Linked DNA regions of Homo sapiens: region 2 is linked to region 1. Evidence: read pairs that join two places in POLR2A ChIA-PET (ENCODE). Cell type or tissue: OCI-LY7. All regions are shown on one strand. Region 1 has its middle 27 kb from the start of IRAG2. Region 2 overlaps DNAI7 (dynein axonemal intermediate chain 7).

Region 1 (5,000 bases):
TGCATCTGAGAATATCCACAGCTTCAAATAGAACTCTAGAGCTCTGTGATTTCAAGGTGCTATTTAAATAGCTGAGTTTACAACTACCTGTCATAAATGAAGTAGCAGGGAAAGAAGCCAGGTTGTTACTTTTTTGTTTCTTTTGTCTTTTCCTCCCTAACAACCATAGTTACATTGAGTCCAGGAGGAGAATGACTTCACTTAGATCCCCAAGTACCTGTAGGCCAAGGCTTAACCCCACATTGAAAATATTTTCAGAGTAGGCTCATTTGTGATAGGTGAATGCTACATTCAAAGTTGGTAGAGAATGTCAGCCTTGGAGGTAAATATGTGGTATTTTCATAAACATCTTAAATATATTTTAATTATTTTTCTCACAATGAATTAGGAGACAGAAAACCGGGCTCTGATTCTTAAGATTCGGATTCTACAGGAAGAGGTATGTCAGAATCGTTAAACACTGGCATAGACAAACATGCAAATCATATCATCGTGGTTTATGGCTGTGGGTTAAATAAAAATCATGTAAATATAGCCTCCTATAGGCCAGAGAGCAGGTTGACTTGTCAAATTACAAGTGAGGAGGAATGGATGGGATTTTCATGTCTGAACAGAGAAACTGTTACTTTTGCAATTATCCTTGGAAGAAATGGGATTTAAGAAATTCAAATTTAAGATGAAATACAATGAACCCATCTAAAAAATATCCAAATCAAGAAGGAAAGTATGGATGTTATCTAATCATTTTCCATTTAATTCCATTGAACAAAGTGGCAAGAGTCTTGAGTCTACGATTCAGATCTTAAATTCACTGAAAAAAGGACCTTGGAAAAACCATTTATCTTTTCTGGGCTAATAGTACCTATGCCATGGAGTTATTTTCGAGATTAACTAAGATAATTCACGTGAAGCCATTTGGTAAACCACAATGTAGCTTATAAATGTTAGGAAATATTAGTATAATCTCAAAGAAAAAGAATATAATTTTTTTAAAGCAACAAAATTGAAGCATTGGAAGAACAGGGAACAAGCTACTAGCAAGTTACTATTTTGCTGGGAAAATTCCTTTTATAATAGACACCATTTGAATATCAAGTAGTATGCCAGTTTTTAAATTTTGCTTTTATGTGAGGCTATCAGAAGTATTTATGAAGCTATGCAGCACAATCTGGAGAGTTATTCAAAATGTGGGCCAAGTGGGTATTTTAAAATTTCATAGTGGATTGGAAAGGAACAATTAAAGTTTGGAAAGAAAGCCTATATTAGATTCAGAGCTGGTATAGCCACAAGGCCAGGCTTTTGTGAAACTAGTGATTTACAATTAAACTACTAATGTAAGATATTTTTCTCCTCTTATTTAGATGAGTGACACGTATCAAAGAATTGTACCAAACCAGTTCAGAATTGAGATAGAAGGAAGATTGAAAGCCCTTCATCATGAAATAGCATTGCAATTATTGACTTACATTAGAAAACGAATATAAGTGTTGTCACTAGCTAAGATTCCTTTGGGAGGTAAAAATCTGATGCATTGTGAAGAGTAACATCACAATGGTTTGGGTAGTGATTCACTTTTATTCATTCATTCATTTTGTTCATTCAACACGTATTCATTGGAAGATCTTAGAGCTATTCTAAGTGCTGACTATATGAGCTTAGCAAAATAGCTCATGTGGAACTAGTATGTTAGACGGTAAAAAGAGCTATAGAGAAAAGAAAAGCAGAAAACAGAACTGAGGCAGAGAGGAGTGCAATTTAAACTAGGGTGGTTAGGAAAAGCAGCCTTATGAAGCTAATCCTTTGATTCAAAACTGGGAAAGGAGGTTTATCTGTGAAAGAGCCTTCCAGGCAGAAGAAATAGCTGAAAATCGTGAGGCTGCAGCCTGCCTGCTATTTTGGAGGGACAGCAAGGCCAGAGTGTCTGGAGCAAAGTGAACAAGTAGCAAGAGATGCAGGCCAAGAGCTGGAGGGTCCAGACACAAGGGGCTTACACACGCATCCTAAGGACTCTGTCTTTTTTTAAAACAAAACAAAACAAAACAAAAAAAACACTTGAGTGAGATGGGAGCCATTGAAGTGTTTTGAGCAAAGGAGTAATATGATCTAATTCCGTTTTAACAAGACAACTCTGGCTGCTGGGTTTAGAATCCATTGTAGCGGGGCAAGAGAAAAAGCAGGAAGACCAATTAAGAGGTCTTTGCAATGATCCAGTCAAAAGCTGATGGGGGCTTGGACTGAGTAGTTGCAGTGGAGGTGGACAGAAGTGTTTGGATCAGGAAATGCTTTGTAATATATCCAAAGATATTTGTTATGTTTTCAGGTAAGAAGGAAATTTTCTTCTGGTTGTTTCTAGTGTCTCAGTGAAATACAAAGCAAAGTCATCAGCTGAGAGTGAGGATGTTGGAGGGGTTATTGGAAATTTGAGGAAAGAGAAGGAATGAAATGAGCTAGGGGTTCGAAAATTTTTTGTAAAGGGCCTGATTGTAAATATTTTTAGGCTTTGCTAGCCACAAAAATGACCTTTGTGTCAACTACTTACCTCTGCCTTTGTATTGTGAAAGCAGTCATAGACAGTATGTACCTGAATGGGCACAGCTGTGCTCTAATAAAACCTTATTTACAAAAACAGGTGGTCAGCTAGATTTGGTCTTTAGGGGTGGAGTGAGGGGGCTGGGCATAGTTTGCCACCCCCTGATTTAGGTAAAAGGCAGTATAAATATACCAGGATGATATGATATGATCACCAGTAAACACTGAGGTTAAAGGCCATGAATTAAACCTGTGACCTATCTGTTCATGCTTTCTTTAAGCATGTTCATCTGAAAGGGTGCTGGTGTGGAGTGGGTGGTAAGCTAATCTAGGTAAATGCTAAGAAGCAGGAGTTAGGCAGGGAATGGAGGCATTTGGAAGGGAATGATTATAATGATTGCCCAGGGAAGAACTGAAGCTAAATAAAGAGGGGTCTGAGTTCATGGGAAGGTTGAAGGATAATGAAAAGGTGGTCGGATCAATGGATTGCGGGTTCCAGGGGGGATTGAAGGTTTGTGGGTATAGAGGAAGTAATCTGGAAAGCCAAGAGGTGGTTGTTGAACGGTGGGATGCTTGCAGTTAAGGTAATGGAGGGGCTGCAGTGACTGGTAATAACAAGTTTGAATTTATGACTATGGGAGTAGTGGCTGAGGTTGAATGGAAGATAAAAAGGCAATACTGAGAGTGATGAAATACCACCTCCTAAAAGAGACTTTGTTTGTCCTCATCTTTTATTTTTCTTGGTGCTAAATCCAAGAATACTATCTTTTACATTAGAATTTCAAGAACATCATGGATATAGACAGACTGGAAAAGAAGATTGAAGACTTGTCTAAAACTGAGACAGAGCACCAAGTAAGCACTTCCCAAATACTGGTAAAATATTTTTTTTCTGTCAAACCAGTATTATTTTATGAAAATGTCTATGCCTCATTGACAAACTAAACTTTGGTTATAAATTCTGAAACTTTTAGTCTACAAAATATTTGAGTTATATAAAAGCTAGTTTCCTTTTCCTTCTTTTTTTTTTTTGGCAACTGCTTTACTGATATGTAATTCACATGCCTTAAATTTCATCAACTTAAAGTATACAAGTCAGTGTGTTTTAGTACGTTCACAGAGTTGTACAACCATCTCCAAAATCAAGTTTAAAACATTCTCATCACCCTGAAAGAAATCCCTTTTACCATCCCCCACCCACCGTCCTCTCCCCAACCCTAAGCAGCCACTAATCTATTGTCTGTCTCTATAGATTTGTCTATTCTGGACATTTCATATAAATTAAATCATATAATATGTTGCCTTTTGTGTGTGGCTGATTTCACTTAGCATAATGTTTTTAAGGTTCATCCATGATATAGCATGTATTACTACCTCTTTTTTTTTCTTTTTTTTTTTTTTGAGACAGAATCTCGCTCTTTTGCCCAGGCTGGAGTGCAGTGGTGCAATCTTGGCTCACTGCAAGCTCTGCCTTCCGTGTTCACGCCATTCTCCTGCCTCAGCCTCCCGAGTAGCTGGGCCTACAGGCACCCGCCACCACACCCAGCTAATTTTTTGTATTTTTAGTAGAGACCGGGTTTCACCATGTTAGCCAGGATGGTCTCAATCTCCTGACCTTGTGATCTGCCCACCTCGGCCTCCCAAAGTGCTGGGATCACGGGCATGAGCCACTGCACCCGGCTGTACTACACCTCTTTTTATGGCTGGATAATATTCTATATGGATATATCAAATTTTGTTTGTTCACTCATCAGGTGATGGGTGTTCAGGCTGTTTTCACTTTCTGGCTATTATGAATCGTCTGCTATGAACATTTGTATACAAATTTCTATGTGTACATATGTCTTGATTTCTCTTGGGTATATACCTAGGAGTGAAATTACTGGGTCACTTGATGTTTCTATGTTTGTTTGTTTATTTATTTATTTATTGAAACAGAGTTTTGCTCTTGTTGCCCAGGCTGGAGTGCAGTGGTATGATTTTGGCTCACTGCAACCTCTGCCTCCAGGTTCAAGGGATCCTCCTGCCTCAGCCTCCTGAGTAGCTGGGATTACAGGCGTGCGCCACCATGCTTAGCTAATTTTTGTATTTGTGGTAAAGATGGGATTTCACCATGTTGGCCAGGCTGTTCTCAAACTCCTGACCTCAAGTGATCTGCCCGCCTCAGCCTCCCAAAGTGTTGGGATTACAGGGGTGAACCACCACGCCTGGCCTTGTTTCTACGTTTAACCTTTTAAGGAACTGCCAGGCTGTGTTCAAAGTGGCTGCACCATTTTACATTCCACCAGCAGTGCATGAGGGCTCAAATTTCTCTACATTCTTGCCCAGATTTGTTATCTTTTTATATTATATGGCAATTTTTAATTTAATTGTGTCTGATTTTATTTATTTCTAAATCAGGAAATATTTCAGATATTGTACCTTCTTTAAATTTTATTTTTATTTTTTTGTAGTTTACCAACCTCAACCTG
Region 2 (5,000 bases), 130 kb after region 1:
TCTTCTGTATCCCTTCTTTTCTTTTTTAGCCCTTGTTACTCTATAATACATGCCTGTCAACTGCTCTTTCATATTTTCTATCTCTTTGTCTCTGTGCTGTCTTCTGGTAAATTTTCCAATCCAACTTTTGATTCACTCCTCATTAAAAATTCTTGGCTAGGTGCAGTGGTAATCCTAGCACTTTGGGAAGCTGAGGCTGCTGGATCATTTGAGGTCAGCAGTTTGAGACCATCCTGGCCAACATGGTGAAACCTCATTTCTACTAAAAATACAAAAATTAGCCAGGTGTGGTGGCACATGACTGTAATTCCAGCTATTGGGAGGCTGAGGCATGAGAATTGGTTGAATCCGGGAGGTAGAGGTTGCGGTAAGCCGAGATCACGCCACTGCACTCCAGCCTGGGTGACAGAGCGAGATGCCGTCTCAAAAAATTAATTAAATAAATAAATAAATAAAAATTCTTAGTGGAGACATTTTTGTTTCTTATTCACTAAGCTAAAGATAAGCCAAACGCATCTTATCTCCTTTTGCACAATAAATTTTTCCTGTTATCCATAATGTCTTTTGAGGCTCCCAGCCATACAGGAGTCTCTGGTTCAACTTACCACCTTGTATGTACTCTAGGCTTTGCCTCCTGATGGCCCTTTGAACCAATGCTAAGCCATAGCAGTTAGCTAGCTAAGCCACTAACTAGTTAGCTATGAAGCCATGGCTTCAAGACCTTCTTACTTTCTGGATTGTTTTATGGCCTCTAAGGTTTTACCTTACTTTTTTTGATTAAAGCAATGAATTTAAATTTTTTTTAATAAATTAGTTTTTTTTCCCCCAGTATTTTTAAGTGCATTGTAAAGTGGCAGCTTCTCAGGCTAGTCTAACCATCCTATTTGCAGGAACAAAAGTTAGAATATTCTGATTTGTCTTTGTACCCCCACTGTCTAACAGAGTGTATACCTGGCACCTAGTAAACATGAAAAATCATGGGTACTAAATTACTGAACAGTGGATATTCCAACTGAGGATAAAATTACCCACTACCCCCACCCGAGTTATCTACATGAATGCATGCAACTTGATTTTTTTTTCTTGATTAGACAGACAAATAATCAATGTTTTATGATATGCTGACCTTAGCTAATATGGCAAGGAATTCTTAGGACTTGTAAAAAAGAAAAAAGAAAATGAAAAGATTACCAATTACTTCTTTTGCTAAGGGTTCAAAAGCAGTAGTGTTATTACTTGGCAAATGATATATTAATTTTTATTTTGAGTTAATATCAGACTATTTGTAATAGCCAGTTTATAGGAAAATGCATAAATACCTACATTTAGCACTACTTTACTCTTCTCAATCACTTCCTCAAAAGTCTCATTTGTTTTCTCTTTCCACAAACTAATAAACGTGTTCATTTCTTGGGCTACTGAAGGATCAGGACTCCCATCACATTGAATGTAGTGCTTCCACTGTGGAATAAAAATGTTTAAAGGTTCACATTGATGAAGATTCAACCAAAGATTAAATGACTTCTTTTTTGAAGGTGAATTTTTATAACCTAGTTTAACCAACTTAGATAAAAACATGATGGCTTTAACCAGTAACTTGAGAGAGCTCTAAAATAACCAAGTTCTTCTTTATCCAAGTAACTTCTAATCCTTAATATTCAGATACATAGAAGCACTAAAATACTTTCACATTTTTATTTTTAAAGCATTATTTATAAGTAGTTTTGTTTTGCTTAGTTTTCCTCTCTAATCATAGAGCTGCTTATTTGCAAAGGCCAACACTTAGGCTAATTTCTACTTCCCAAGTTATTACTAATGTCTAGTTGCCACTGGCATTTTAGTAGAAGGCCTTCCATTCATTTTGTAGTTTATGCAAATTTCACATTTGTAATCATATTGTACTGTACTTAGAATTTTTCACTTGATTATACCACAATCTTTAGCCATATTATAATAGTTTTTCATTTTTCTCCTGATATTCACCTATATTATTTCCAAAGTTATGCAGTTTTGAGCAAGACTAGATTGCCTTAAGCACAAAGCTTTTACGTTTTAATTTAGCATAATTTCCCTAAGTATACATTCCCAGCAATTGAGTCAGAGTCAAAGAATATAAACATTTCAAGGACATTATTACTGACAAATAGCTTTCTACAAAGTTATGTTAGTTTACTTTGCCATAAGCAATCAATTTGTCAGATGAGAGGGTTTTTTAAAACAGAAAAATTTAGTTTCTTTTCTTGGCATCAAAATTGGACTACACCTCCCTCTTGTGGTGACAAAGGTATTAGCTAAAAAAGAGAAATCAGTCCTACCTGAGAAAGCAATTTAGTTTCCTGTTTCAATTTCTCTGCTTCAGGAAAACACCTCTCTAATAAATAAAGTTCTTCAAGTTCTTCATTTCTCCTTTCTAGATCCTGTTGCACAAGGACAGATACATTGATCAGCTCTTTAATTTTAACTTTATGTTTCACAAGTAGCATCTAAAACTGACGTGGCTAAATATATAACTGCAGTTTCAAAATGAATATTAAAATTAGTTTGAATATAACTGATATCTCCAAAAGGTTTCATCTGAAACAGTGGCTTACAAAGTGTGATCTACAGACTCTTGATGGGTACCTAAAACCTGGGATCTGTGAGGTCAAATCTATTTCCATAATAATACTAACATTATTTGACTTTTTCATCGTGTATCTATTTGCACTGATTGTGCAAGATGGTGTGAAAGTGCTGATGTCTTAGCACAGATCAGACAGTGACCCCAAACTGTACTACTTCTAGGGGGAGAGGTGAAGGGAAGGAGCCAGCTTCACAAAAGAATGCCCGGATGGATGGGTGCAGTGGCTCACGCCTGTAATCCCAGCACTTTGGGAGGCTGAGGCAGGCGGATCACTTGAGGTCAGGAGTTCGAGACCAGCCAACATGGTGAAACACCATCTCGACCAAAAATACAAAAATTAGCCGGGTATGGTGGCGTGTGCCTGTAATCCCAGCTACTCAGGAGGCTGAAGGGGGAGAACTGCTTGACCCTGGAGGCAGAGGTTCCACTAACCCAAGATCGCGCAACCGCACTCCAGCCTGGATGACAGGGCAAGACTCTAAATCACGTTACAAAAAAAAAAAAGAATGCCCTGATGAAGAGGTGAAAATTATTAATTGTATTAAATCTGAACCCTAAGTACATGTCTTTTTAATAGCCTGTTGGATAAAATGGGAAGTCAGCATAAAGCTCTTCTGCTGCATATCGAATGACAATACTGTCTTGAGAAATATCACTTGTGCAATTATTTGACTAATTTGGTAGACATTCTCTCAAAAATGAATGAATGGAGTGTGTCACTTCAAGGATACAACTCAAAATATCTGTTGCCAATGACAAAATTCAAGCTGTCAGGCAAAAATTCAAATTTTAGAAAACTTGTATCTATCACTGTAAGCTTGAAAGTATTCCGATCTTTAAAAACTTCTGATTTGGGCCTGGCGTGGTGGCTCACATCTGTAATCTCAGCACTTTGGGAGACAGAGGTGCATGGATCACAAGGTCAGGAGAGTTCGAGATCAGCCTGGCCCCATCTCTATTAAAAATACGAAAATTAGCCGGGCGCGGTGGCGGGTGCCTGTAATCTCTGCTACTCGGGAGGCTAAGGCAGGAGAATCGCCTGAACCTGGGACGTGGAGGTTGCAGTGAGCCGAGATTATGCCATTGCACTCTAGCCTGGGTGACAGAACAAGACTCTGTCTCAAAAAAAAAATGAAAAAATCTTCTGATTTGGTTGGTGATTATACTAATGTATGTGATTTTTGATAATGAATAATCAATTACATCAACATTTGGAAGCAAATAATTCAGTAAACCAAAACTTTTCAAGCAAGCAACACATGATAATGCCAAATCATGTATGAAAACAAGATCTGTTCAGAGGGTAAGATAGATCAATGTTTTAAAATAACAGAGTATGAATAGTTGACTGATATGGTTTCATATTCCACATTAAGAAACTACAACTTGGCCGGGCGCAGTGGCTCACACCTGTAATCCCAGCACTTTGGGAGGCCGAGGCGGGTGGATCACGAGGTCAGGTGATTGAGACCACGGTGAAAGCCCGTCTCTACTAAAAATACAAAAAACATTAGCCAGGCGCAGTGGCGGGTGCCTGTAGTCCCAGCTACTCGGGAGGCTGAGGCAGGAGAATGGCGTGAACCCGGGAGGCGGAGCTTGCAGAGAGCAGAGATTGTGCCACTGCACTCCAGCCTGGGCGACAGAGAGAGACTCCGTCTCAAAAAAAAAAAAAAAAAAAAAGTTTTGATACAGTATCAAAGAAGAATATCCACAATTATCAGAAAGGCTATTAAAATATTACTTTTTTTCAATTGCATATCTGTATAAGGCCAGATTTTCCTTATATGCTTCATACAAAACAACATATTGCAACAGATGGAATACTGAAATAGATATGAGAATCCAGCTGTCTTCTGTTAAGTCAGATATCAAATAAATTTTTAAAATATAAACAATGCCATCATTTCCTTAATTTTAAAAAAAAGTTGTTTCTTTAAAAATATCCATGTATTTACTTATGTTTAATAAAATTTATTTTTATCAACATGTAATGTCTGTTAATGTAAGCAGTTTAAAATTTTTTAGTTTTAATTTCTAATATGGTAAATATTGATAGATGTAATCCACATAAACATAAGCTCCTTGGAGGGTCTTCAGTTTTTAATAGTAATGGAGTTTTGTCCTGAGACCAGAATATTTCAGAATTACTGATCTAAAAGATTCTAGTGAAACAGAGAAGTGAAACTAAAAAAGGAGAGGTAGAATTTGAATATTTTGAATTTTTTTTTTTTTTTGTTCCTGTTATCTTGTCTATACAACAGATTCATGTATGCTTAAAGGTTACAAGCATAGGCTCTGCAGCAAGACTTGCTTAGATCTAAGTCTTGGCAGCCAGGCATGGTGGCTCACGCCTGTAATCCCAGCCCTTTGGGAGGCT

Evidence for each region. Peaks named below come from ENCODE experiments on the same cell type or tissue, not always from the same donor. Only the 100,000 strongest peaks of a DNase experiment are listed, where the experiment ranks them.
Region 2: POLR2A ChIA-PET joins it to region 1 with 23 read pairs; 4 of 35 experiments call an interaction of 5 or more read pairs at or near these places.

Annotation. Positions count from the first base shown.
Region 1 is chr12:25,023,483-25,028,482 of GRCh38, forward strand. It overlaps a transcript of IRAG2 not described here. Among named protein-coding and RNA genes, the nearest start is that of IRAG2, 27 kb to the right of the region's middle. In OCI-LY7, CTCF peaks have their summits at 546 and 752; DNase peaks (open chromatin) are centred at 509, 1,949, 2,169, 2,639 and 2 weaker places; H3K4me3 peaks cover 3,911 bases; H3K27ac peaks cover 3,888 bases.
Region 2 is chr12:25,152,996-25,157,995 of GRCh38, forward strand. It overlaps DNAI7 (dynein axonemal intermediate chain 7), which reads right to left. Exons shown (of 16, transcript NM_018272.5): 5 at 2,316-2,417; 6 at 1,324-1,461. Among named protein-coding and RNA genes, the nearest start is that of DNAI7, 40 kb to the right of the region's middle. In OCI-LY7, CTCF peaks have their summits at 2,262 (motif pointing left) and 2,463; DNase peaks (open chromatin) are centred at 2,276 and 4,856; H3K4me3 peaks cover 812 bases; H3K27ac peaks cover 637 bases.